Regions from separate parts of the Mus musculus genome. Here regions 1, 2, 3 and 5 are each linked to region 4. The links are chromatin loops, found by intact Hi-C in ENCODE. Cell type or tissue: left cerebral cortex. All regions are shown on one strand.

Region 1 (5,000 bases), 240 kb before region 4:
CCCCCACCCCCAAATGACTGTCACATATTGGATCAGGGTCTAAGGCAGCGGAGAGTATGGTGGGTATAGATAACAAGGAGACTGTCAGAGAACAGCTCCTTTATTGAAATAGAGAGGCTATATGATAGAGCTAGACTCAGGAGAGAGAGGAGAAAGGAAAAGGGAGGAAGTATTTCAGCAGGGGCAGGGACCTTCCAAGCATAACAGCTATATTAGCAGACTGCTGGTTACATGATTTCTGAGAAGCCAGTTCTCTGGCAGGGGAAACAAAGATTGAACTGGCTTTATCATTACTTGGTCTTTGTCTTTATGGAGTTGAGCAGGCACAAGCCTGATTTGGGTAGAGATCAGCCCTACTCCCACCATGTTTTCTGAGAGCTCTCCAGGGTATGGGCAGTGCTCATCTGGTTTGGGAACCCACACTCTGGTACTTCTGTGTGCTCTCTGGTTGCTCACATCTCTCTTCATAAACTCTGATACTTCTGTATGGTCTATTCTTGCCCACATCTCTCTTCATAAACTCGGGTCTTTTATAAGCCTTACTTTCTGTGATCCATCAGTCTTCCTGGTTGATTCTATCATTACCATGATGTATCTCAAATATGTTATCTCAGGGAGCCCTCCTCTCTGTCACAGGCCCGTGAACCCCAAAGTACTCTATGGCTTTTCTGCCTTTGTGCCTGGTAACCATTCTTGACTCAACAAGCCTATGGCTCATGGCATCACCACTTCCCAGAGCCTTTTCTGTGGGTTTTATATGCACTGTTAGCAGGCAGCTCATTCCTGTCATCAGTGTGTGAGGGGGGGGATGGTGATTGTTCTTCAGAGCATGGCTCAACTTTTCTGATAATCTTATTGTTTACCTTTACCAATAATAATAGTCTTTCCAGGAAATACCTGTGCGATGACCTGAGATCATCCACTGGCCTTTTCTCCATGAACACACACACACACACACACACACACACACACACACACACACACACACACACACCATTCTACCCCTACCAATCCTTCGTGTGACAATCCTTTGTGGTGCTATTTATCTGAAAATGCTCTCCATCGTTCACCCCTCTTTTACTCTCTGCAATCCCAATCCCTCATGATGTAGCACACGTGTGATGAGTTAGTCACTGGAGTTGTTCTAGCTAATGCAGTAAAACTCACCACTTCTGCACTTTTCCCTACTCTACCTTGTACTCTGTAAGCTTCCACCTCTGCTCCCATAACACTTCTTTTTCTTATCATTACTTTTAATTTAAAAAATAATTTCCAGAACAGGACTCATGACCTGAATTCTCTCAAGCTCATAAATGAACGTTAGATTAGTTAAATACAGCCACCATTTCTATAGGGCACCTTTCCTGTCCCCTATTCCAAGCTGGAGAGATCCAGCTATAAAATTTGTCCTAGGAAAAGATGCTGATGGTGCGAGAGCTGACTATGCTTCCTTGCTGTCATAGAACTGGTGAGCTGTATCTACCCTGTGGGTGACTCAAAAATCTCATTGGCGGTTCTATGTTATAATAAGAACTCTAGATAATAAAAAAAATATTCTGACCCATTCACAAAAGACGGCAGTTAATATGCATAGTTACCCTGGCTATAAATAAAATTCTCCAAAGTATCATTTAGTGGCAGAAAGATACAAAAAAGAGATAAGAGCTACACAGTGCTGCCTACAAGGCTTGTGTTACCTTTGAGGACGCATAGTGGACGAAAAGGAGTGGGGTCTGTGATGGTTGACCTTGATTTGTTAGGATTTAGGATCATCTAGGAGACACACTTCTCAGTTTGTTTGTAAGAACATTTCCAGAAGGGATTAACTGAGTGAAGACGTCGCACCCTCAGTGTGGGTGGTACTCTGCAATGGGTGGTCCAGATAAACAGTGGTTCAAGGAAAAAAGCAGCTTGTGTTTCACTTAGCTGCTGCTGTCTCAGCTTCTGTGTCCCTTCGGATATTTCATCTGAAATGGACACACTGGAAAAAGCGTTTCCCTGAGTCTTTTGTACTTGGCACTGCCTTGCCCCTACATTTAGCATATTGCTCACATGCTAGTATGTCCCCATGCCTTTCTTTTTGCTACACTTGAGACTCTAAAGCAAGGTTACTGACTTCATTGACGAGCTTTATAAAGTAGCTTATTCCTCCTGCTCCAGTTTTTTTGTTTTAATCAAATTTACCTAGCTTTTAAAATTCTTCTTTTATGAAGATTTCTTAGCAAAATAAGAAACATCACAGCCCTTCCTAGTCCCCATCAAGGACACTTATAAAGGCTGGGAGCTGCTGTGATTCGCGGTGGTAAAACTAAATGCTCATCCTGTTCCCCCTAAAAATGGCAAGCTAGCAATTCTTCCTCTCACTGCTTCTTTTCAGCATTGTGCTAGGAACTAACTTCACTACTGGAGGCTGAAAAGATGTGAAAGACAGAGGTTGGAGAGGAAGGAAAGGAACAAGTGTGTTTTTAATCTGAGTACAGCACTAGTCAGTCATGTGGAATATTTTGTGATTCCACTACAAAATGTCTCTTAAAAGAAGCAAATGAGGTCTGGAGAGATAGCCCTGAGGTTAAGAGCTCCTTTTGATCTTGTAGAGGTCATGGATCCAGTTCCCAGCATGAATTCAGCTCAAAACCACCCATAACTTCAGTTCCCTTGGATCTGACACCATCTTCTAATGTCTGCTGGCTCATGCATGTGAGGTGAAAGAAAAACAAAGGTGAAAATGTTATCATCGCTGCAAAGGGTTTTACATTTGAATATAAGCTTAATTAAAAACATATACATTGCCACCAATTTTAAATTTAAAATGAAAAATTTCCAGTACCAAGAATATGTTACACCTTCAGTCTGTTTCTCCACCAGCATTTTGCTATCTTGAGACTTGCACCTTGAGGAGCGAGTAAGAGAAGCCACACTGGGCGAGGAGTAGGGCTGTTTAAGGGCCCAGGGCCAGCATATTTCAGGGAGCTAGACTTTCACAACTCCAGCCTGGAGGAGGACACAGAGACACCCAGTTCCTGAGGGACTAAGGCACGTGAAACTGCAGCCTGTCTGCCCAGACTCTTAGCAGGACATCTGTTGGAATCCAGCTCTGTACCTGCCTCTGTTGAGATGCGGAGTGTAGATGACCTTTTCCCACCCATGATACTTGTTGCCACAGACCCAAACACAGGCAGGTTTCCTCACAAATGGACACGTGTACTTAGAAAACTGAGATTCTTTCCTGGTGAACTAGAACCTGCCAGTACCGTGACCACGAGTCCTCCCCTAATGTAACTCTACCTGAGACTTGGATGCAAACAACTGAGCAGGTACTGGGCCAGCATCTGGCTTCTGGCCACAAACAGCAGGAACACAGAAAAACACCTGTGACCTCTCTCTCCTGGTAATTATTTTCTGACTAATCTTCACTGTGAACTGGGCACAAAGACACATGACCCAGGGCTTGGGGAAGACCTCCCATGGGGCAGAGGTTGTCTTGGGTTGCATCATACAGCAAAGGCTCTCCAGATACAAGTCAATACTTCTTGATGTTGGCAGATAACTATAGCTGGACTTTTTGCCTACTTCATTGGGTTCACCCTTCCCTACCCCAATCCCTTCCAACCTCCAACACTAGGTAGGTGAGAAAGGTTAGAGGAGAAAGGGCATACATTTCTTTAAACTGCTTCCTGATGATTAGGGATATTGCATTCCTTGAGGCCCAATCCTCATTGTCTGGATATCTCCGACCAGCAATCCAGTAAACAGAAAACCAAAAATTTCCCAACGCAGCAAACCCCCCAAACAGCAGGAGGAACCAGCAGCAGAAGAGGAAGGAGCAGCTGCCACAACCTATTGGGATTCTGGCATTTTTAGAACCCTCTCAAGAATCCCCAGAATTCCAAATGTAAACTATCGTCAGCCGGCAAAATCACACCCCTGCCAGAGCACGAGACAAATCAGTTAGCTGCTGTAGACAATCCAAAGTAGCCCAATATCTCACACCTGGGATTAAAACAAAAACATAACAGGGTTTTTTTTTTTTTTAGTGTTAGTTTTTTATTAGATATTTTCTTCATTTACATTTCAAATGCTATCCCCTTTCGTAGTTTCCTCTCTGAAAGTCCCCTATACCCTCCCCCTCTGCAATGCTCCCCATCCCACCCACTCCCACTTCCTGTCCCTGGTATTCGCCAGTACTGGGGCATATAATCTTCTCAAGACAAAGGGCCTCTCCTCCCATTGATGGACAACTAAGCCATCCTCTGCTACATATGTAACTAGAGACACAGCTCTGGGGGGAGGGTACTGGTTAGTTCATATTGTTGTTCCTCCTGTAGGGTTGCAGACCCCTTTAGCTCCTTGGGTACTTTCTCTAGCTCCTTCATTGAGGGCCCTGTGTTCCATCCAATAGATGACTGTGAGCATCCACTTCTGTATTTGTCAGGCACTAGCATAACCTCACAGAAGACAGCTATATCAGGGTCCTGTCAGCAAAATCTTGCTGGCATATGCAATAGTGTCTGCGTTTGGTGGCTGGTTATGGGATGGATCCCTGGGTGAGGCAGTCTCTGCATGGTCCTTCCTTCCGTCTCAGCTCCAAACTTTGTAACTCCTTCCATGGGTATTATGTTCCCCATTCTAAGAAGGAACTAAGTATCCACACTTTGGTCTTCCTTCTTCTTGAGTTTCATGTGTTTTGCAAGTTGTATCTTGGATATTCTATGTTTCTGGGCTAATATTCACTTATCAGTGAGTGCATATCATGTGTGTTCTTTTGTGATTGGGTTACCTCACTCAGGATGATGCCCTCCAGGTCCACCCATTTGCCTAAGAATTTCTTACATTCATTTTAATAGCTGAGTAGTACTCCATTGTGTTAATGTACCACATTTTCTGTATCCATTCTTCTGTTGAGGGGCATCTGGGTTCTTTCCAGCTTCTGGCTATTATAAATAAGGCTGCTATGAACATAGTGGAGCATGTGTCCTTATTACAAGTTGGAACATCTTCTG
Region 2 (5,000 bases), 290 kb after region 4:
GGATGCACTAAGTTCCCAGACTTACAAGAATATTAATTTTTGTGGCTGCCATCAGGTCTTCCAGATTTCTCCACATGGGAGAATCAATCATGATTATGAAAGAAGGATCCTAACATGTCTACTGATGAACTCACAATGCTTTGATTGCAAGTCCACTTTCAACCTGAGGAGACACCCTGAGGTGTAGCACCATGCTCAGCTGTACAGAGAGAGAACAGAGACAGCATGAGCACCAAACCATCCCCACCCTCAGAACAGCAATACTGACTATCCATGCTGGGCCTCACATGGGAGAAGCCTCTGCTGTCTTGGCAACAGCAGGGACTCCTGCCCGCTGTGTCAATGCCAGGGCTGAGGGCAGGTGTGGGCACTGTGAGGATTAAATACTATGCCTTGGGGTAACTAGTGTGTGAGAGACACTTGGCAAAGGCCATTAGCACTTCACATTGCTATATTACCATTCCCTCCATAGCTGCATGGAGCCTCTTCTTCCTGATCCACAGAATAACAGTGACTCCTGTGACCTTAAGGTGAATGCCATGTACATGAAAGTTACTATGGGGTGGCGAGCAGTCATGTAAGCATCAGGTAGGAGCCGTGTGACAGACAGCCTGCCTGGGCTGTTGTCATTCAGCTCTGACAACTTAATCTTGGTTGCACATTGCTCAGATAACGCTCACTATGGTCTGGCTTCCACTCTCCACGTGTAAAGCAAGGATGATACTAGCATCAATTCAGAGGATGCATGGGGATACAATAGGCAAATGCCACAGATCAAGCCGCCAAGTATGTTCTGTGTGAAAGCAGTCTGCAGAAGCGTCGAGATGCTGACGTGCAACTTGTCTTTTTCTGATATTTGAAGGCATGCTAGGTTTGGAGAGAACATGTATGTATTACAAGAAAATGAGTGATCGAGGAGTGAGCTGGCCAACACAGGGTGTTTGGATCCGCTGGTCTACAACGGGGCTCATATCCTGCCACCTAAGGGGCCTTTTAGCTATGAGGCTGACACCACTCAAAATGCATAGCTGAAGACTGGGCATTGCTGAGAGGCCAGAGCACTTATGGGCAATTGGTTCCAGCTCTTCAGTCCTTGAAGTGGCACTGGGGGTGTCACAGTTCACCCTCCTCTCCCAGTGTTCTTTTCAGCCTCCAGCTATGATCCATCACATGACCCAAGACCAGCTTTCTTCAGTCTCTAAATTTTGAGTCCTCTTCCACCAGATTCTGTCCCTAAAGCATGTTCCTGGCCAACAGGAAGTCCACAGATGTGCCTCAAGGAGAGATTCAGAGCATCAAGTGTTTCCATTTGCCATTTGCAAAGTTCTTCCCTTGCCATTCATATAGACCCCAACCTCTCCATGAGAAGAGGCAGGTAGGCTGGCTAGATCCAGGGGCCCAAATAACCTGAAAAGCAGGAAGGAGAAAGACTCCAGTGGATAGCAGCCAACTCTGCCCTCTAGGCGCCCAGTGAGACCAGAGCTATCAGGATGTGGCCAAGCGGCCCTGTGGTGGCCTATGGCCTGTGAGGGGAAACAGGAGGATTTTATCTTACATGATTGCAATGCCGTCTTTACACCATCCTAGTTCTTATTGATATATTATTACATGTGATAAGACTTACTCCATGGGGTGTATGGTGTGTTGAACTCTAACCACTGTGTAAAATAGTGTTAGCACTGTAGTCAGATCAGGATTGCCCTTGGTCCTAACCGCTTCTTCCAGCTGGGCACCCAGTTTCCTCTACCCACAAGCTCTGTCCTGCTTTCCCCCTGCCCCCTGCCATCTTCCTCTTCACATACAAAGAGACTGACATGTTTCATTCAACAGGCTGTTTGCATCTCACCTATATGGTGAACAACACCCTCACAGGCTGAGGGCTGTAGACTAAATTTGGCTTGCAGCTCTGATGACTAATATGATAATCAACCCATCTGTTGCTCTATGATATAAACACTGCACTCCATTAACACACATATATAATATTGTTAGTTAAAATACAATCTTAGGGCTGGAGAGATAGCTCAGTGGTTAAGAACACTGACTGCCCTTCCAAAAGTCTTGAGTTCAATTCCCAGCAACCACATGGTGCCTCACAAGCGCCTGTAATGGGATCTGATGCCCTCTTCTGGTATGTCTGAAGACAGCTACAATGTACTCATATACATAAAATAAATAAATAAATCTAAAATACAACCTTAAAACAAGTTCAACGTCTTTGCACAGAAGAATAAAGAGCTTCATTTTTCCTGAGTAAATAAATACCTGGCTGTGGAGTTGCTGGGTCACATTAAGTTTGTGTTTAAATTTGTATGTAAGACATTTCCATGCTGTATTTCCAAAGTCAACCACTAGGGGTAGAGATAGTTTACACCAAGCTCTCCTAAGGACTGGAAGTCTTATCTATCCATCACAAAGTGGAGTGTATAAGCTGATATCTGCACAACACATGTAATTAGGGGCTTCTCTCGTTGCCTATGAGGGGTTATGGTACTTGTCTGACCCAGTACTCTGGCACCTATGACTCAGGACCCCTTCATATTGAAAGCCTCAGCCCAGAGCTGGACTCATCAGCCTGCTCCCCACAAAGGCTCACATGCACAGCAACATAAAAAAAAAAAAAAAAAAAGTTAATGTAGGTGTGAATCATAGCAACAGGGATCACGACAGCAGATGAGAGAGCACAGATTGAAGGGAGCTTGTGCCAGAAAAAAACAATGTTTTTATATAAAAGACTGTGTATAAATCAGGTGCACAGTATCCCCACAGCAAGCATGCACGGAATAGCACTCCGGACAACTATTTACATTATCAGCTGTAGCTGAATGCACACAACCCAATGGCTCTCAGACACAGCTAACATGTACATCATATAATAATGATCAATGTATTACTTATAATAGCTGAATAATGGAAGCAATGCTCCTAGCCCAGTGGCTTAGTGTGGGCAGCCTATGCAACAGATACACTCAGCAATGAGAGGTGGTGAGCCATCCCTCAGTACACCATGGAGAGAACCTACAGACCATGCAGAGGCAGGCAAGGAGACGAGCTGGCAGCTTAGCATGCCAGTTCTCAATGGGGCGCTGTGCACATGCTCGGTTTATGAAAAGTTCTCAAATCCTACCTTTACAAGTTGGGCAATTTTCTGAGTGTATGGTGCACTTCATAAAAAATGTATACACCTAGAAAAGGCATGCGATTCCTTTACAATACAGGCTGTTAAAAAAAAGGGGGGGGGGAATGCAGAGATGGCTGAAAATACCCAACATCCCAAAGAGTAGCTCTTCCCGTGGCTTGGCTATGTCCAAAAAAGACCAGCTTCCAGGCACACGGGGAATGTTTTATTCAGTGACAGACAGGAGACTCCAGGTATGCATCAGGCAAGTCCCATGACGCACGGCGGGTGCTTAGCCAGGACGCCCGGGCTCACCGTCTTCTGAATGCCCCTCTCGTGGGCAGCATTTTGAGAGACAGAATCTCCACATGAGTGAGTTCATCTCAAGCTGCCTTTTTCCCTTCGGGAGGACCTTTCGCCTAATACATAATTGCTTGTTTAAAATTAATTAGCTGCTCTGAAATAATTAATTCCTCGGTGAATTTGAAGCATTATTAATTGGGATAGTTTTCACCATCCATGGATTTTTTTTCTAATAAGCCCGAACCACCTGATGGACCCAGAGTCAGGCAAGGTGGCCCCATGGCTGCTCAGCCCCCCACAGCCCCTCCTACCTTCTTTTTAATGGAGCCCCAGGGAAAGCCACGGGAAATCCCCTGGCTCTTAAAACTTCTCACAGAAGTTGACTGGGATCTTTGCACACTGCAAATCTGATTGGGTACCAAGAGGTTTGTTCACTTATTCCCCAGTTGCCTAAAAACTATGAACCTTTCATCAGAAACAAAGCTCAAAGTAAAATAATAATAATAATTAAAAACAGCATTCCTCACACGGTACTGCCAGTCCCTTGGGTAGAGCTGGTTAAGAAAGAGTGCAGGTTCCCCTACCGGGCTGTGTGGGTGAATGAACGCAGGTACATGGGAACTGAGCCACCATCACCAGCTCCCTAGAGGTGAACTACTGCCACCTGCTGCCTACCCAGGCCTATTAGCAGCAACAGCATGAGTGCTGAGGTTCCCTGGCAGAAAAGTCAGGTAGATTTAGGTGTGGCTGGAGCCAGGGGACGGTGTCTCCAAGCAATGCACCCCCACAGCAGAAGGCCCTCAACAAGCACTTATAGTAGATGAGCCCTCGACCAGTGACACCTTTGTGCCTTTTCAGACAGCCTCATGAGAAAAATGTCCCCTCAACAAATGCCTGCTTGGGAGCTGAAGGGGTTTGCAGCCCCATAGGAGGAACAACAATATGAACTAACCAGTACCCCCAGAGCTCCCAGGGACTAAACCACCAACCAAAAAGCACACACGGAGGGACTCATGGCTCCAGCTGTATATGTAGCAGAGGATGGCCTAGTCGGACATCAATGGGAGGAGAAGCCCTTGGTCCTGTGAAGGCTCTATGCCGACGTGTAGGGGAATGCCAGGGCCAGGAAGCGGGAGTGGGTGGGTTGGGGAGCAAGGTGAGGGGATAGGAGGAGGGGATTTTTGGAGAGAAAAACAGGAGAGGGGATAACATTTGAAATGTAAATAAAGAAAATATCTAATAAAAATAAATGTCTACTCGGAAAGTGTCCCTCAGCCAATGTCTCCTCAAAGAGTGACCCTGAGCAAGTGTCACCTCGCTGGGTGTGTGATCAGCTAATGTCTTTTGCTAAGGAACCCTCAACAAGCATCCCCTGAGCAGGAGTCCCTTAGCAGGTGTCCCTTCAATAGGTACCTCTTCTGATGTGCCTTTTGTCCCATAAACCCCTCGGGGAGTAAACTGCAACCTATCACTGGCCTTGTGGGCTAAGGAGAAATCTCGCTGGGTAGCAGAGAAAATGGTAAGGGCTAAAGTCTATAAAAGAGGCCAGGAAGCAGGAGCAGCCAATAGATGGCCACGT
Region 3 (5,000 bases), 310 kb after region 4:
CAGTAGGTGGAACTGTTTGGGAGGGATTAGGAGGTGTGGCCTTGATGTTTCAAAGGCCCATACCATTCCCAGTTAACTCTTTCTGCCTCTTACTTGCAGATAAGCTGTAAGTTCTCAGCTACTGCTCCAGTACTATGCCTGCCTGCCTGCTACCATGCTGCCAACCGTGATAGTCAAGAACTCATCCTCTGAACAGCAAACACCCAATGAACTCTTTCAGTTGCCTTGGTCATAATGTCTCTTCACAGCAACAAAAAAGTAAGACAGGGTATGATGTAGATGTCTCATTCAGTGCTGAACATTCCACAGTCTCATTATTCTCTGAACCTTAACCAGTGATGGGTCTCTGCGTTGTCTTCTATTCCAAAAAGAAGCTTTCCTCATGAGTGCTGAAAGATGCATTGATGTATGGGTATAAAGATAAATCATCAGGAGTCGGTTTAATACTATGCACATTTATCAGAATAAAGCAGTAGATTCTCCACAGGGCTTACAACTTGTTTACTCAAAAGTTCTTGGATACAGTCCAGACCCACAGTGAGCTGGACCATCCTACATCAATCATCAACCAAGACCAAGAAAATGCTCCCACAGGCCATCTAACTTAGGCAATTCTTCTATTGAGGTTCTCTCTTCCCGGATGTCAAGGTGACAAGTAAAGCCTTTACCCCTTGTGAGTGGCAGTTCTCCAAGCAGAGCGTTCATATAGAAAGCACCCAGATAGTTTAAATTCCACTGAAATTGTAGACAAATGGGATGGCAAGGTTAAAAAAACAAAAAAACAAAAAACAACCCACGGTGGCACTGGGTCGTCACCCTTTGTCCTTTTTGACAGACACTGGTTACTGGCCTCTGTAACTGGTCTGGTAAGTACACCTTTAACTACTATGCAAGGAGCTAAAAGGAAGCTGGGCTTGATGGTTAAGTCTTGCAATGGTTAGTTCAGTGACCTATAAGAAGACTTCAAACAAGCAGATGAAGGAAGGAAGGAAGGAAGTTGGTACAGGATGTGAATGAAAAAGTCACATGGATGAAAAGAACTACAACAAGGAGAAGGAGAATCTGAAAAACAGCAACAACAACAAAAAAATCAGGCCGGGCATGCATGGCGTTACAAGCTTGAATCCCAGCACTTGAGAGGCAGAGGCAAGTGGGTCTCTGTGACTTCAGGCCAGTTTGATCTACACAAGTTCCAAGACAGGCAGGGTTCTGGAATCTAACAGAAATGTTAGAATGATGAAAAGCCCCACCCAGTAAGTCAGTCTGGAAAGCAATTCCAGTAGACCACATCAAGCAACAGAAAGAGCACTGAAGACTGAGGGGAAAGCTAAAGAAATACTATACTCAGATGAGTGACAAAGGAAAAAATAGCACCAGTGAAATGGCTCAGAAGGTAAGGGTACCTGTCACCAAGCCAGATACCTTGACCTCACAGATATCTGCTTGCCTCAGCCTCCCAAATGCTGGGATTAAAGGTGTGCCCCACCACCACCACCCAGTAACGTGACCACTTTTAAGAAATGCAGAAGTAAAAACTTTCTAATAAAAGCACAGACTAAAACAATCCATGACCAATATGCTGCTAAGAAGAATGAATATTCATAGATGATGGGTGGAATATTCTCCAGATGTCTCCTATGGCCTTCCAATCTGTGGTGCAATTTAATTATGTGCTTTCTTTCTTTATTGATTCCCCCCCCCCAGGAGATCTATCAACTGATGATAGTGGTATATTGAAGCCACTTAACTATTATTGTATCATGGACTATTTTGTCCCTTTAGGTACAATAAGACTCAATTTATAAAACTATGATCACTGGGCATTCCAATATTCAGAGAACAATATTTGTTTTATCTTCTTGAAGGATTTCTCCGTGTATTAATATGTAGTAGTGTTCCTTAGCTCTGAGTTTTCCCTGAATTCTATTTTTACAGGCTTGAACCCAGCTGCTTCTGCTTATTTTGGGATCTTGGTTGCCTGGCATAGAATTCTCCATCCTTTTGCATTTAGACTAGGTGATCTTTACCAGTGAGAATGAAATCCACCCCACATTCCCTCCCCCACCCTGCTTCCTCTTCTGTTCCCCCCCACTTTTCCCTCCCTACTTTATGTGCCTTTAAAATATCCACTGAGTCCATTTAATGCTATCTGTGTGCACCTGGCTATAGGACAGTCACTGGAGCATAGGTAGTCCCTCCGAGACTGCAGCACTGAAGAAAATTGACTCTCTTTCCCCAGCAGCAGCCAACTGCCAGTAGTTCCCAAGACAGGGATGACCTTCATGAGCCCCTCCCCCATCCGTGCAGAGATTTTCTGCAGATATTGTGTGACAGACTTTTCCTAGGGAGATGCCCACAACACCTATGTCTACTTACTGGAGAAAGTGAACCCATGAGAGACCAAAGTCCAACTTGATGAACCAATGGATTTTATTGAAATAACTTATAGGAATATGGCTGAGTGGTTAGTTACAGGAACAGAAACTACTTAAGGACAGCTGCATCACCTAAGCCCATCTCGACATGAGTGAAAGCCCACAAAAACACTAGAAGTGTGGACCACTCTGTACAGCCTACAAGTAGCTCAATAGGCTGGAGAGTATCCTTTTCAAGTAGCCCACTTGGTCTGAACCTCTTTCAGGTAGAATAGCTAGTTTTTCTTTCTTCTAGGCAGTTCAGCTTGTCTCTGCTGCTTTCACATTGTTCTCTTGGTCTCTACTTCGAGGCTGTCTGTTTTGTCTAAGAATCTTCATTTTAGTTTGTCTGAGTCTCTCAGTAGTCTTTTCTGTTTATATAATCTTGGAGGAGGGGGCTAGAAAAATCTGGTCAGTTTCAGGGACTTCCTGAGGCTATTTGAATTGTTCACTTCCTGTGTTAATGAGCTTAATTGTAGTGTGGAATGTTTCAACAGACCCTTCCTCAACTATGCTGTGATTTTTGGCTGGCTTGATCTTATGCAGGTCTTATGCATATAGACCCAAACACTGTAAAATCAGACATACAACTGCACTGCCATGTCTAGCAAATACTGTTCTCCTACAGAGATCTACTATCTCTAGATCTTGTAATGGTTTCTGCTTCCTCTTCCTACATGATCATATACCTTTGTCAACTAACTTCTTAGCTTTCAAGTGTGATTTAGTTATTGTTACTATCTTTAAGTTGACTTATGATATATAAATATATACATATTCACTCCTTGGTCCTGTTCCTCTAGAGAACCTTGACTAGATAGTCAACTTCACTTAGAATCACCTAGAAGACAAGCCTCTAAGTGTGTTGTTCCAAGGAAGTTTAACTGAGAGGAGAAGACCCACCCCCAATGTAGGTGGCCCCATCCCATGGGCTCTGGTTACAAATTAAATCGAAGGGGAAACAGGAGAAAGCGGGTGAGCTTCCTTGCCCGTGCCAATGTCCAAGCTGTTCCTGCCATCGTGACTCCCCTCCACAATGGACTACATCCCTGTGAACAGTCAGAAGAGACTCTTCCCTCGAGTCTTGTTTTGTCAGATATTTGATCCTTGAAACAAGAAAAATAAATTAAAAAAAAAAAAAGCTGGGCGGTGGTGGCACACTTTAATCCCAGCACTCGGGAGGCAGAGGCAATCGGATTCTGAGTTTGAGGCTAGCCTGGTCTACAAAGTGAGTTCCAGGAGAGCCAGGGCTATACAGAAAAACCCTGTCTCGAAAGAAAAGAAAGAAAGAAAGAAAGAAAGAAAGAAAGAAAGAAAGAAAGAAGGAAGGAAGGAAGGAAGGAAGGAAGGAAGGAAGGAAGGAAGGAAGGAAAGAAGGAAAGAAGGAAAGAAGGAAAGAAGGAAAGAAAAAGAAAAAGAAAAAGAAACTAATACACTTTAAAGAGGGACTTGGAAAGCATGAAACGCACTCTTACCCACTGGTGAGCAGATGACAGCACACAGCACTGGGGACAATGGCAAAAGGTGAGAGCCACACAGAAGTCAAAAACATGATGCTTTACACCATGACCCCTCAAAGAGTGCACAGTGTGTGATCTGGCATGGCTCCCGGCGGCATACCAGCATACCGGTGACACAACACAAAGGGCCCAAGGCTAGGATGGTGGCTGCTTCCTCTGTCACATGGAATCTCCCCAGGGGACTGGACCCTCCCCTGCAGGCTCACAGACAGACTCATGGACAGGCAAGTTAGAGTCTGCCAAACAACACTGGTTACACCCCAATTTGCCTTTGAATGCATAAAGAAGCCCTAACTGACTAAAAAGCTTATAAAATAAACAATAATGTTAGATCTGCACTCTGATGCTGGTCTCCAGAGTCTAAATCCCTGGCATCTTCGTGGGCTCCATCTCCATTTCCCCCACTTTGCAGTGTCTGTTCCCACAGTATTTTTTTAGATCTATTTGCTTTATTTCACATAGAAGAGATTATTTTCTGCACGTATGTATAAGCACCACATGTTAGCCACCCACAAGGGTGGGTCAATTATGGGCATTTGATTTCCTGGAACTGGAGTTAAAGCTGTCAGCCACTATGTGGGCACTGGGACCTGAACCCAGGTCCTCTGCAAGAGTAGCCAGTGCTCTTAACCATTGAGCCAGCTCCCCAGCCCCAAAACAATGAGACTGACTTGGCAAAGATTCAGAATTTGGCCATGCCATCTGGGCAAGGACCCATAGCAGATGTGTGGTTGATGTGGTCACTCTGAGAAAAGACTAAGACCTTCTTGCAAAACTTCCAAGTCCAACTCCGATATCCTCTTTCTCAGGTCTGGATCCAAGAGCAACTTTCAGACTGCAAACAAGAGCTATGTGCTGAAGTGTCACCCGGTGCTCTCCTCAACCGTCAAAGGCTGGAAACAGCCCAAGTGAGTGTGCTATGGTCACACCTGGGACAGCACACAAGGTCAGCTGGAGGGAGTGGCCCAGGAGGAGAGGATCTTGGTAACAAAAAGCAAGAACTGAGAGACAAGACAAAGTAACACCCTCTGCCATATCCTTCAAGTGCACACAAAGCCCAGCCATG
Region 4 (5,000 bases):
TGGCCCAGAGATGTTTCTATTATGTCTTTAGCAAAGCACAACATTTGGAGTTAATTAATCAGTAAAGGGAAGGCAGGTAGGAAGCAAGACATCTTCTACTTTGTTTATATATTTATGAAGATGAGAAAGGGATAGATGTGCCTCAGAACCTAAAGCTATAGGATGGAAGGTTAAAGGGTAGAAAGTAAAAAAAATGCAATAGGGATCTGTAGTTTTCAAAATGGAGTGTGGCAGCAAGTAATGATTTTTTTTAAAGCTCCAATGGAGAAACACATGCACTCCTCATATTTCTGAGACCAGGCAAGTTTCAAAGTAATTAAATATAAAAAAACAAACGTTAAAATCATGAGCTATAAACTTTTCTCAGATTTCTGAAGACACAACCGTGTTTTGGGTACAGTTCATACTGATGTTGAGCTCCAACCAGACACTAGTGATTGAGTTCCTGTTACAGAGGTTCTCAGCACACTGCAGTCTATGACTGTCCTGAAAAATATCTTTCTCTCCTGTAAACAATAAGGCTTATGGGAAATGTTGTAATAATTCCTTTGCATCTGTATTTCACAAGGTTCCGGTTGGTCTAATTTCTAAGAAAAAACACCACCTTTCTCCAGGCTCAGTTCTTTTTTCCTTGTGTGATCTATACTTTCTGAGCTGCTGTTGCTACTGTTCATGGTCATGGCCTATCATCACCATGTAGCCATTTGCTTTCCTCTGCAGTGCAGCTCTAGAACTAACCCACACATGTAGGAGACTTGTGTATAAGCATGTGGTCCATCTGTGCTCTAAATTCTAATGCTGGTCTAATGAGATGGCTATCATTCTATGACTCTAAGGACACCCACTTCTATGGGATTTGCCAGTTTTTACTGCTCTCCTGCAGACCCTCAATTGCAAACAACATCATGAATCCCATTGCTGATGACTTTTTCAGAGGCATCACTTTCTGCCTCCCTGTTGTCTTATGACTGTATCAGCAGCAGCATCTAGCACATATGTTCAGCTGAGGGGAAGCAGAAGGTCTCCTCCTGCTCATCCCACATCATTGTGATCTCTCTCTATTACTCATCCAACTTTTGTGCCTGCTTCCAGCTGCCATCCAGAAAAAGTTATTTGCCTGAAGTGATATAGCAGGCTCTAAGTCCCTCTCTCAACCTTATACACTGATGAACAAAAATGACAAACATGCTCTGAAGAGACGCATACCCTTCTCAGTGTTAGATGGAAATATGCAGGCCATTCTGACAGTTAAGGCCATTTCTCACCTGCATTGCTAAAAGCATCTACATGGCCATGTGGTTTGGCTATGGCCATTATAGAAAAGAGCCTTCAAACTCAGGATCTGCACATGGTCTTTTTGTTCTGTGTTCATTGTTTTGATCAATCCATGATTATCTATGTGCACTAAATAAAAGCTTAATCCACTTCAACACCACCCCAAGACAGATGCTCTTCTTTCACAGAGAAAGTCATTTTGCCTTCCCAAAGGACAAGAGAGCCTTGCTTCCCTGAGCTGAGTTCTTGCTTATTAGCTACTGCTATTTCCATTAAACAATTATTCAGAGAAAGGGCCACTGTCTCTATGTGTACAATACTATCTCAACATGAATATCGGTAAATAAACAGTCTGATTTTAGTGTCTTCTTCCTACTTCATATGTGGTCAAGTGCTGTACTTCAGTTGTACATATGTTACCCCTAATTCTCCTTTTACTAGACAAACAGGCATGTCATTGAGTGCAGAGTCTCAAAGCAATAGAATGTGTGGTATATATGCTTTTTTATCTTGAAGCAGTTAGGAGACTGAGAAATTTTTTTATTCTTCTCTCATACATTACATCCCATCTTCAGTTTCCCTTTCCTTCACTCCTCCAGATTCATCCCCCACATCATCTCTCTGCCAGATGCATCCCTTATCCATTTCCTCTCGGGAAAGAACAGGACTCCTAGAGATACCAGTCAAACAAGGCATAACAAGTTACAATAAGTTTAAGCAAATACCAAGGTTGAATGAGGTAACCCAGTAGGAAGAAGAGTCCTAAAAGCAAACAAGAGTCAGAGACATCCCATTACTCCCACCATTAGGAGTACCACAAGAACACCAAGATATACAGCATAACATATATGCAAAGAACCTAGATCAGATCCATAAGGCTCTTTCAGTCTCTGAATCCTTATGAACCCTGCTTATCTGAGTCTGTGGGCTGTGTTCTCAAGGGGTACTAAATCCCTCTGGCTACTACAATCCTTCCTCCCCCCTTCTGCAGAGCTCTCTGAGATCCACCTAGTATTTGACTGTGGGGTTTTGCGTGTGTTCCCATAAGTTGCTGGATGAAGTCTCTCTGATTACAATTGGACTAAACACTGGTATATGAATATAGCAGAATACCACTAGGAATTATTTCATTGACTCCCATCCCCTCCCCTCCCCTCCCTTCCCCTCCCTTCCCCTCCCTTCCCCTCCCTTCCCCTCCCTTCCTCTCCCTTCCCTCTCTCTCTTTTGTGCCAGTTGTGTTTGGCTCTATCCTAGGTTTCTAGGCTATTGAGCCTCTAGTTCCTGCAGATTCAGGAATAGGCTTTCCTTAGTGGATGGGCCTCAAATTGGACCAATCATTGTTTGGCCACTTCCACAAGTTCTGTGCCATCATTACCCCAACACAGCTTGAAGGCAGGATATATTGTCGGATAAAGGTTTAGTGCCTGGAATGGTGTATCAGTCCTACCACTCAGTCCAACCAAGCCTTGCCTAGTTACAGAAGCTGGCTGATTCAGGCTCTTTACTCCTATAACTAGGAGTCTTTGCTAGGACTACCCTTATAGACGCCACAGAGTATCCACTGCCCTATATTCCCACGTTGCCCCCAGCACCTCTCAATTCTAGTCATCTCTCCCTGTACTCTCTTCCGCCATGCCCCCAGCCCAATCCCTCCTGATTCTACCCCCACCTACCCCTATTTTACCTACAAAATCTACTTATTTTCACTTGTCAGGGAGATTCATGTTTTCCCTCTTTAAAACTCTTTGTTACTTAGCCTCTCTGGGCCTGTGGATTGTAACATGGCTATCCTTTACTTAGCAGCTAATATCCACATATAAGTAAGTACATAACATGTTTGTTTTTCTGGGTCTGGGTTACCTTACTTAGGATGATTTATTCTAGTTTCTTCAATCTGCTTGTCAATGCCATGATATCATTATCCAATGGAGTAATGTCTCATTGTATAAATGTACCATATTTTGTATATCCATCTAGGGATATCTAGGTTGTTTCTAGTTTCTGGCTACTATGGGTAAAGTCACTATGAACATAGTGTCCTTATGTTATGATGGGGGTGTTCTTGGGTATATGTATCCCACCCAGCAGGACTCAGTATTTGTGGGTGTGAGGGGGACTGTAAACCTGGGAGAAAATGGGAGGGAGAGAAAGAAGGAGCGGAGACCAAGTAGAGAGTTCCTATCAAGGTCTCTGTTTATTAGGCTGAAACGCCAGGTTTTTAAAGAATACATCGAGGGGAATAGGGAGGGGTTGAGGGGAAATTAACAAAGAACAAAGAAGTGGGCATCTGGGAACATGAAGGCCGAAGTCAGGCTCCAGGCAGCGGGCACTCTGTGTCTTATCTCCGGAATTTGGATCCTCTTTAACAGCCTTGGGTGTCAGGCCGGGCTCAGCACGTAACTCATGTCCTTGGATGTCATGGGAGTCAGGAAGAGATAAGAAGAGGGGACTATAATTCAGCTTTTACAGCCTCAGGTGCCAGGAAGGGAACAGGGAGAAGGGAGTGACGACCCGCTCCTTAGCACAAGGCCATTTGGCTTGTCAGGGTGGGAGACTGTGAAAGGCTCGCTTTCTCAACATATATGGTTTCTAACCATATATGCTCAAGAGTAGTATAGCTGGGCTTGAGATAGACTGTTTTCCAGTTTTCTCAGGAATCATATTGATTTCCATAGTGACTGTACAAGTTTGCTAGCATGAGCTGTCACTTGTAGTTTTGATCTAAGTTTGAGAAGTACAGACGTTTGAAGTATGACTTGATGATCTTTTGGATTTTTTCAGTGCCTGTTGCTATAACCCCCTTTTCATTTCTGATTTTGTTAATTTGTATGTTCTCTCTCTGTCTTTGTCTTTTAGTTAACATGAGTAAGAGTTTATCTATCTTGCTAACTTTCTCCAAGGACCAGCTCTTTGTTTCAGTGATTCTTTGATTCATAGGATTGTTTTTGTTCCTATTTTGTTGATTTCAGTCCCGAGTTTATTTCTTGCCCTCTACTCTTCTTCTTCTTGCTTCTTTTTTGTTCTAGAGCTTCTAGGTGTGCTGTTATGTGTGAAAGTAAATCCTAGGGTGGGGGTGGGTCCTATGCCTCACTTTGCTCTCAAATAACTGCAGAGCATTTCTACACTCAATCTAACTCATTCTAGCTCCCAAATAAAGAAACAGAAACAAGCACTAATAGCGGGACAGATTGTGATCTATTCTAATCCATCTAGGCTGCCACTACCTAGTCAAATTGTACTTTAGCTACATCTGAGTCTGCCATGGCTCATATATTACATCCCAATTGCAGTTTCCTTTCCTGCCACTCTTTCTAGTTTCTGCCCCCAAATCTCTTCACTCCACCAGATGAATTCATTATTCATTTTCCTTTCAGAAAAGAGCATGTGTATCCTCATGACTGCTCTCTCATTGTGATCTCATCTTGAATCCTCCTAATCTCGTCACATGGTTTCTCCATATCTTCTTTTCCTCATGGTACTCCTCTATCCTCTTGTCTCTGCTGGGTCCCCTGGACTGGGATTTGAAGTCCTACCCTATTCTCTTCTGCCCAATTGGCTAATTGGTTGACCAGCTCTTTATTAACCAATTAGAGGTGAAGAAAACAATTTACATAACATAGAGACATCAGATGCTTGATCATGCCATCATCTGGACTGCAGATAGATATCTGTGTCTAGAAATCAGCATCTGAATTCACCGTGCACAAAACCATTCCCCCAACAGT
Region 5 (5,000 bases), 320 kb after region 4:
GTGTGTGTGTGTGTGAGTGTGTGTATGTGAGTGTGTATGTGTGTGTGTGTATGAGTGTATGTGTGAGTGTGTGTGTGTATGTGAGTGTGTGTGTGAGTATGTGTGTGTGTGTATGAGTGTGTGTGAGTGTATGTGTGAATGTGTATGTGTGAGTGTGTGTGTGTGTGTGAGTGTGTGTGTATGAGTGTATGTGTGAGTGTGTGTGTATGTGAGTGTGTGTGTGAGTATGTGTGTGTGTATGAGTGTGTGTGAGTGTATGTGTGAATGTGTATGTGTGAGTGTGTGTGTGTGTGTGTGTGTGTGTGTGTGTGTGTGTGTGTGTGTGTGTGTTACTGTTGTAAGTTTCCCTCTGGATTCTCAAACCTCTTAGGTTAGGTTTTTATACCTTGTTACTGTTGTAAATTTCCCTCTGGGTTCTCAAACCTCTTGGGTTAGGTTTTTATACCTTGTTACTATTTTAAGTTTCCCTCTGGGTCCTCAAACCTCTTGGGTTAGGTTTTTATACCTTTGCCTTATGCTTGTGTTTTGCAGTGGGCCTTGAATGTCTAAGACACCATATTTGCTCTTCACATTTTAACATGAAGCAGGGAAGTGAAGGAGCACCTGGGAGCTCTCCCTGCCTAAACTAAATGGGGGCATCCACCAGCCTTTGGCTGGGGAGGAGGGTGCTTTCAACTTCACGATAAAAGAAAGCTCAAAAGCACAGTGGCTTCAATGAGAAGAACTCCATACAGTAACCACCCCCTTCCTCCCCAGGTCTTGCCCCAACCCATGAGGCTCCATACCAGGCCTCAGCCAGGACAGGGAAGCTCCCGACCGCTCCGACTGTAATCTTGGGCCTTGGAAAGCAAGCCTGGCACAGATGAAAAACGTTGTGGCTGTCTGGAGCTAGGTTAAACTTACCCTACAAAAGCATGGAGGCACTGCAACCAGTCAGCTTGAAAATAAAGGGGGGCTGGGTCTCCAGGGGTCTATTTTCAGAAGGTTCAGGAAGGTCAGATCAACAAAGGTCTAGTGCTATTGGGATCCTCATGGCTGTACATCAAACTTCCAGGAGAGCCATCTGGCAGGATGTTGGAAGCCCTACACTACGCGCCTAGAAAGTCAGCCCAGTGGTCCTTATGGCTGGCGAAGAGGAGTAAGTGGAGCTGAGGTTCCATCAGAAGAATGGGAGAGGAGGTAGATAATTCATAAGAACCGTAAGAATCGATGCGGTGGGCAGGTAGGGAGAATGGAGAGGAAGAGGCCATGAACAAAAACGCTGGACCTACTGGAACAAAAACACACTGTCTATCCTGGGGGCTGGGGCTAGTGGCCATAGGGGAAAGAGAGATTGGGCAGGGCTGTGGCGGGGATGGGAAGATGGGGGGATGGGATGAGAGGGTGCTGTGTGCAGTGCAGCGAGGATGGGGGCCGGGCAACGAGAAGGGCTGTGGCTGTGCTTTTCTGAGCTTTCAGTATCTCCTCCCTTCACGTCTCCCGGGGCTGAGCCTCCGCGGCTGCCCGCCCCTAATCTTCAGGCGGAGGCTTCAGCAAAATCCAGTCGTGAGCTCTGCCTAAGGAAAAGGGTCCTCGCTGCCGCACCTTTCCGCTTGGCCGGTCACGGCCCCTAAATCGCTCATCCGACCTAGGCTTGTGACCAGTAAGTAGGGGAGGTGGATGAACCCAGTGATGCTGGGAGGGAGGGGGAGGGGAGAGAGGACCTGAGGAGGATGGAGCTGCCGCCACCGAGATGGCTGGTCCACAGCCAGCCAGAACCCATCCTGATCGGTTTACCTGTCCAGGCTACTGGCCTGGGCAAACCCAAAAAGGGTGGAGCTGGAGCGGGGAAGAGACGTAATTACCTAGGGTCTGGGCCTGCTGGGCGGTTCACCCATCGCTAGTTGTTTGCGTTGCAAGGAATCGCTGATCTGGATTCTGACCCCCACCCTCACCCAGTGCATTCAGCCGCAGCCACTGGCTGAAAGACTATCTCTTAAGGCATCAGGAGATCCAGATGCCAGAGCAAAAGTCACAAGGCTGTCCATTCTAACCATAATCTGGGGGTATTGAAGGCTCTCCATTCCAAACTAGAATCCTAATCCACTAATCCATCCCCTTCCAGAGACTCGTGTGCAGAGCGGGGGATTTGTGCCCCCCCCCCCCCAGGCCTGAGCCCCACTGTAGGAGCTCCACAAACCCCATTCTGGGACCCATCTCCACCCTACCACAATAGTAAAACGGCCGCCCTGTAGTGAAACCCTTTCCCCACCACCCCATCTCCACCTGGTTATACAGCAGGAACCCAAAACCAAAGTCCTGATGCTGGAGTTTAAAGAACCCCTTCCCCAACCCTGAGCCCACTGTCCTCCAAGATGCTGGGAGCCCTCTATCGGATTACCACAAAACCAGAGGCTGAAGTAGGTGTCCCCAGGTCCAGATGAGCCTATTCCCAAGCCCTGATACCCTCTTGCCCTGGTCCTAAACCACGCTCCACCCCTGCACAGAAGCTGAAGCCCCTTCCACCCTCTTCTCGCAGATTCTGCCCAGTAGGATGAACTGGACTGCTGCCACGTGCTGGGCTCTGCTGCTGGCCGCCGCCTTCCTCTGTGACAGCTGTTCCGCCAAGGGCGGCCGCGGAGGCGCTCGAGGCAGTGCCCGGGGGGTGCGCGGAGGTGCACGCGGGGCATCAAGAGTACGCGTAAGGCCGGCGCCCCGCTACGGCTCCTCTCTGCGCGTGGCGGCTGCAGGGGCAGCAGCAGGGGCTGCAGCGGGTGTGGCTGCGGGCCTTGCTACCGGCTCTGGCTGGAGGAGGACCTCAGGGCCTGGAGAGCTAGGCCTGGAGGACGATGAGAATGGGGCAATGGGAGGCAACGGAACCGACCGAGGAGTCTACAGCTACTGGGCCTGGACTTCCGGCTCAGGGTCCGTGCACAGCCCACGTATTTGTCTGCTTCTGGGCGGCACCCTTGGTGCCCTAGAACTGCTTCGGCCTTAGACCAGGCTAAACTCCATCCCAGGTCTAGCTCCTAGCCTGTCTTAAGGCCCCTAGGGCCCACCCTAATGGCCTCCTGCCCAGGGGGTAACTTCATTTTGCTAACTATGATTCCCCAGCCCAGAGAAGAGTCTGGCCATTCTGGGCCCACAAGGCCTCTTGCAATTTGTGGATGTAGTTTACTCTCTTGCCCATCCCAGTTTCCCAGTCTTCCACTCTGGCAGGAACTAACAGCCCTACTACCAGAGAGGCAGGCTGCCCTTGACTCTCCAGAACTGCCCAAGCAGGCATGCCTGTCTGCTTGCCCACCCTGACACGAGGACATGAACAATGCTGACCGCCAAGAAGAGGCCATCCTTGGGTGGGCCCGTCTGATTCTGCCACTAAAGCCCCCAAAGACCTTGAGCCTCCCATGGAACCAGAGGGACTTATAGTTGATGAAGAGAGCATTCACTTAGACTGCAGTGTGAGAAATGTCAGGTGCTAACCACCTGCCCAGAGCAGGTCCCAATGATGTCATAGCTCAGAAAACATCCAGAGCAGTAAAATAACCATCCCAGGACGCCCACCATGCTCCTCCTACAACATGCTACCAAAGCCAAGTAGTATGTTTCTTCCTGGCAGACTGCCTAAGAGACCTTGTGTCAGAAGGGTTTCCACTTGAAGCCACTTGGTCCTAAAATCCACTGAGGGTAGAGGTTTTGAATACACTTTCAAAAACATTCCATTCTGCTTGAGCTTAAGGGTCATGAGTGAGGGTCACTTGGATATAATACCAATCCTGCTGGGGCCTTCTTTGTATATAACCCAAACTGCAAGATTCCCATAGTTCCAGTAGATAGCAGCATTTTATGTTGGGAGACCCCTCCCTTGGAAACGGTTGGACGGGGTTGGGGTGGGGAGGTGAGACAGAGCATGGCACAGCTGACAGCTGGCAAACTGAACAGTGGAAGGGGCAGCAGATCTACAGCCCCACTGTGCCAGAACAAAGCTAGCAGACAGAAGAACCAGCCTCAGCAGGTTGTGAGCGTGGGTTAATGCTACTAGCTCTCTCTGACCATCCATATACATCCTGAGAACAGAGCTGATGTGCTGAGTGGCCTTAGAGAGGTACTCTATAATCCTCACAAGAATCTACCTTTAAGCAGACTGGCTTCTTGCTGTTCCAGGGACCCACTAGCACATCTTTGCCACATGGAGTGTTGGGTCTTGGGATTCAGTCAATATATGCTAGCTCAGCATACCTCTGGCTAGTGTATAGGTTTCAAAGCTATTGGCAGGGCCCTAGCCAAGCATTTTCTTGACCAACAGGTTGCAGGATACAACTCCCTGCAACTTCTATTCTCACTGCCGGTGCTCACAGGCACAGTCAGCCCAGATGCTCCTATGTCTCTAATAGACCAAGCTCAAAACCACCAAGACCAGCAAGCTAAGGGCCAAGCCCACTAAGGTCCTCAAAGGCAGGTGCTGATGCGTCAAGTCTGGTATAGGGAGAACCACCAGAGCCCCTTCAACTTGTCCAACACCCATGAGGATGGACTATGTGGACCAGACCTTTGTGTACCACAGAGTACCATGTGTTAGTTCTGGGTATTGTGGCATTATGAACACATCACCTTTCGATGATTATTTTACATTCACCAATCTGACTTCTCCAGCGTGTTTAGCATCTGGCACAGCCACACATCTTTAAATACCTTCTCCACTAGCAGGAACTATAGATGCTGAGGGAGAATCTCAGAAGAGACTTATAATACTGCAGCCACAGCAAAAGGCAACAGTGGGAGGCTACCCCTGCTATCAGCCATCCACAAGAAGCAGAGAGCCTATTGAGCATCCAAGTACTGGTTCAAGCAACTATGGAAAGCTCAGGTCAATACCGAACAGAAGAGACTAAAACTCCTGAGCAGGGATAGCCCCCTGGCCCAACAGCACTTCCTATCTGTATCGACCAACCCCTTGCCTTTTCTTTTTAGACAGCAAGCTGCTGGCAGCAACATCTTCTAGGTGCCTACAGGTATTTGGA

The links. A loop is a pair of places that touch in the nucleus more often than their neighbours do. Peaks named below come from ENCODE experiments on the same cell type or tissue, not always from the same donor. Only the 100,000 strongest peaks of a DNase experiment are listed, where the experiment ranks them.
Region 1: it touches region 4 in a loop (8-fold over the local background); 2 of 42 quality-filtered maps call a loop at or near these places.
Region 2: a loop joins it to region 4, with 13 times the contacts of the local background. A loop is called at or near these places in 3 of 42 quality-filtered maps.
Region 3: a loop joins it to region 4, with 4 times the contacts of the local background. A loop is called at or near these places in 2 of 42 quality-filtered maps.
Region 5: a loop joins it to region 4, with 7 times the contacts of the local background. A loop is called at or near these places in 2 of 42 quality-filtered maps.

The regions. Positions count from the first base shown.
Region 1 is chr7:140,715,840-140,720,839 of GRCm38, reverse strand. No RefSeq gene overlaps it. Among named protein-coding and RNA genes, the nearest start is that of Olfr541, 14 kb to the right of the region's middle. In left cerebral cortex, no CTCF peak of the experiment used is centred here; DNase peaks (open chromatin) are centred at 1,485, 2,031, 2,371 and 2,973; H3K27ac peaks cover 1,140 bases.
Region 2 is chr7:140,185,923-140,190,922 of GRCm38, reverse strand. No RefSeq gene overlaps it. Among named protein-coding and RNA genes, the nearest start is that of Olfr523, 12 kb to the right of the region's middle. RefSeq lists an enhancer at 3,498-4,315. In left cerebral cortex, CTCF peaks have their summits at 2,116 (motif pointing left), 2,316 and 4,084 (motif pointing left); DNase peaks (open chromatin) are centred at 2,423, 2,731, 2,959, 4,067 and 1 more place; H3K27ac peaks cover 300 bases.
Region 3 is chr7:140,165,130-140,170,129 of GRCm38, reverse strand. No RefSeq gene overlaps it. Among named protein-coding and RNA genes, the nearest start is that of Olfr522, 4.7 kb to the right of the region's middle. In left cerebral cortex, no CTCF peak of the experiment used is centred here; DNase peaks (open chromatin) are centred at 1,495 and 1,973; H3K27ac peaks cover 1,203 bases.
Region 4 is chr7:140,474,975-140,479,974 of GRCm38, reverse strand. It overlaps the pseudogene Olfr534-ps1. Among named protein-coding and RNA genes, the nearest start is that of Olfr533, 11 kb to the right of the region's middle. In left cerebral cortex, no CTCF peak of the experiment used is centred here; DNase peaks (open chromatin) are centred at 1,031 and 1,888; H3K27ac peaks cover 1,968 bases.
Region 5 is chr7:140,151,191-140,156,190 of GRCm38, reverse strand. It overlaps Sprn (shadow of prion protein), which reads left to right and starts at 1,532. Exons shown (of 2, transcript NM_183147.2): 1 at 1,532-1,642; 2 at 2,519-5,000. The coding sequence starts at 2,534. The coding sequence ends at 2,977. In left cerebral cortex, CTCF peaks have their summits at 2,389 and 2,612; DNase peaks (open chromatin) are centred at 2,571, 3,176, 3,555, 4,508 and 2 more places; H3K4me3 peaks cover 2,487 bases; H3K27ac peaks cover 2,964 bases.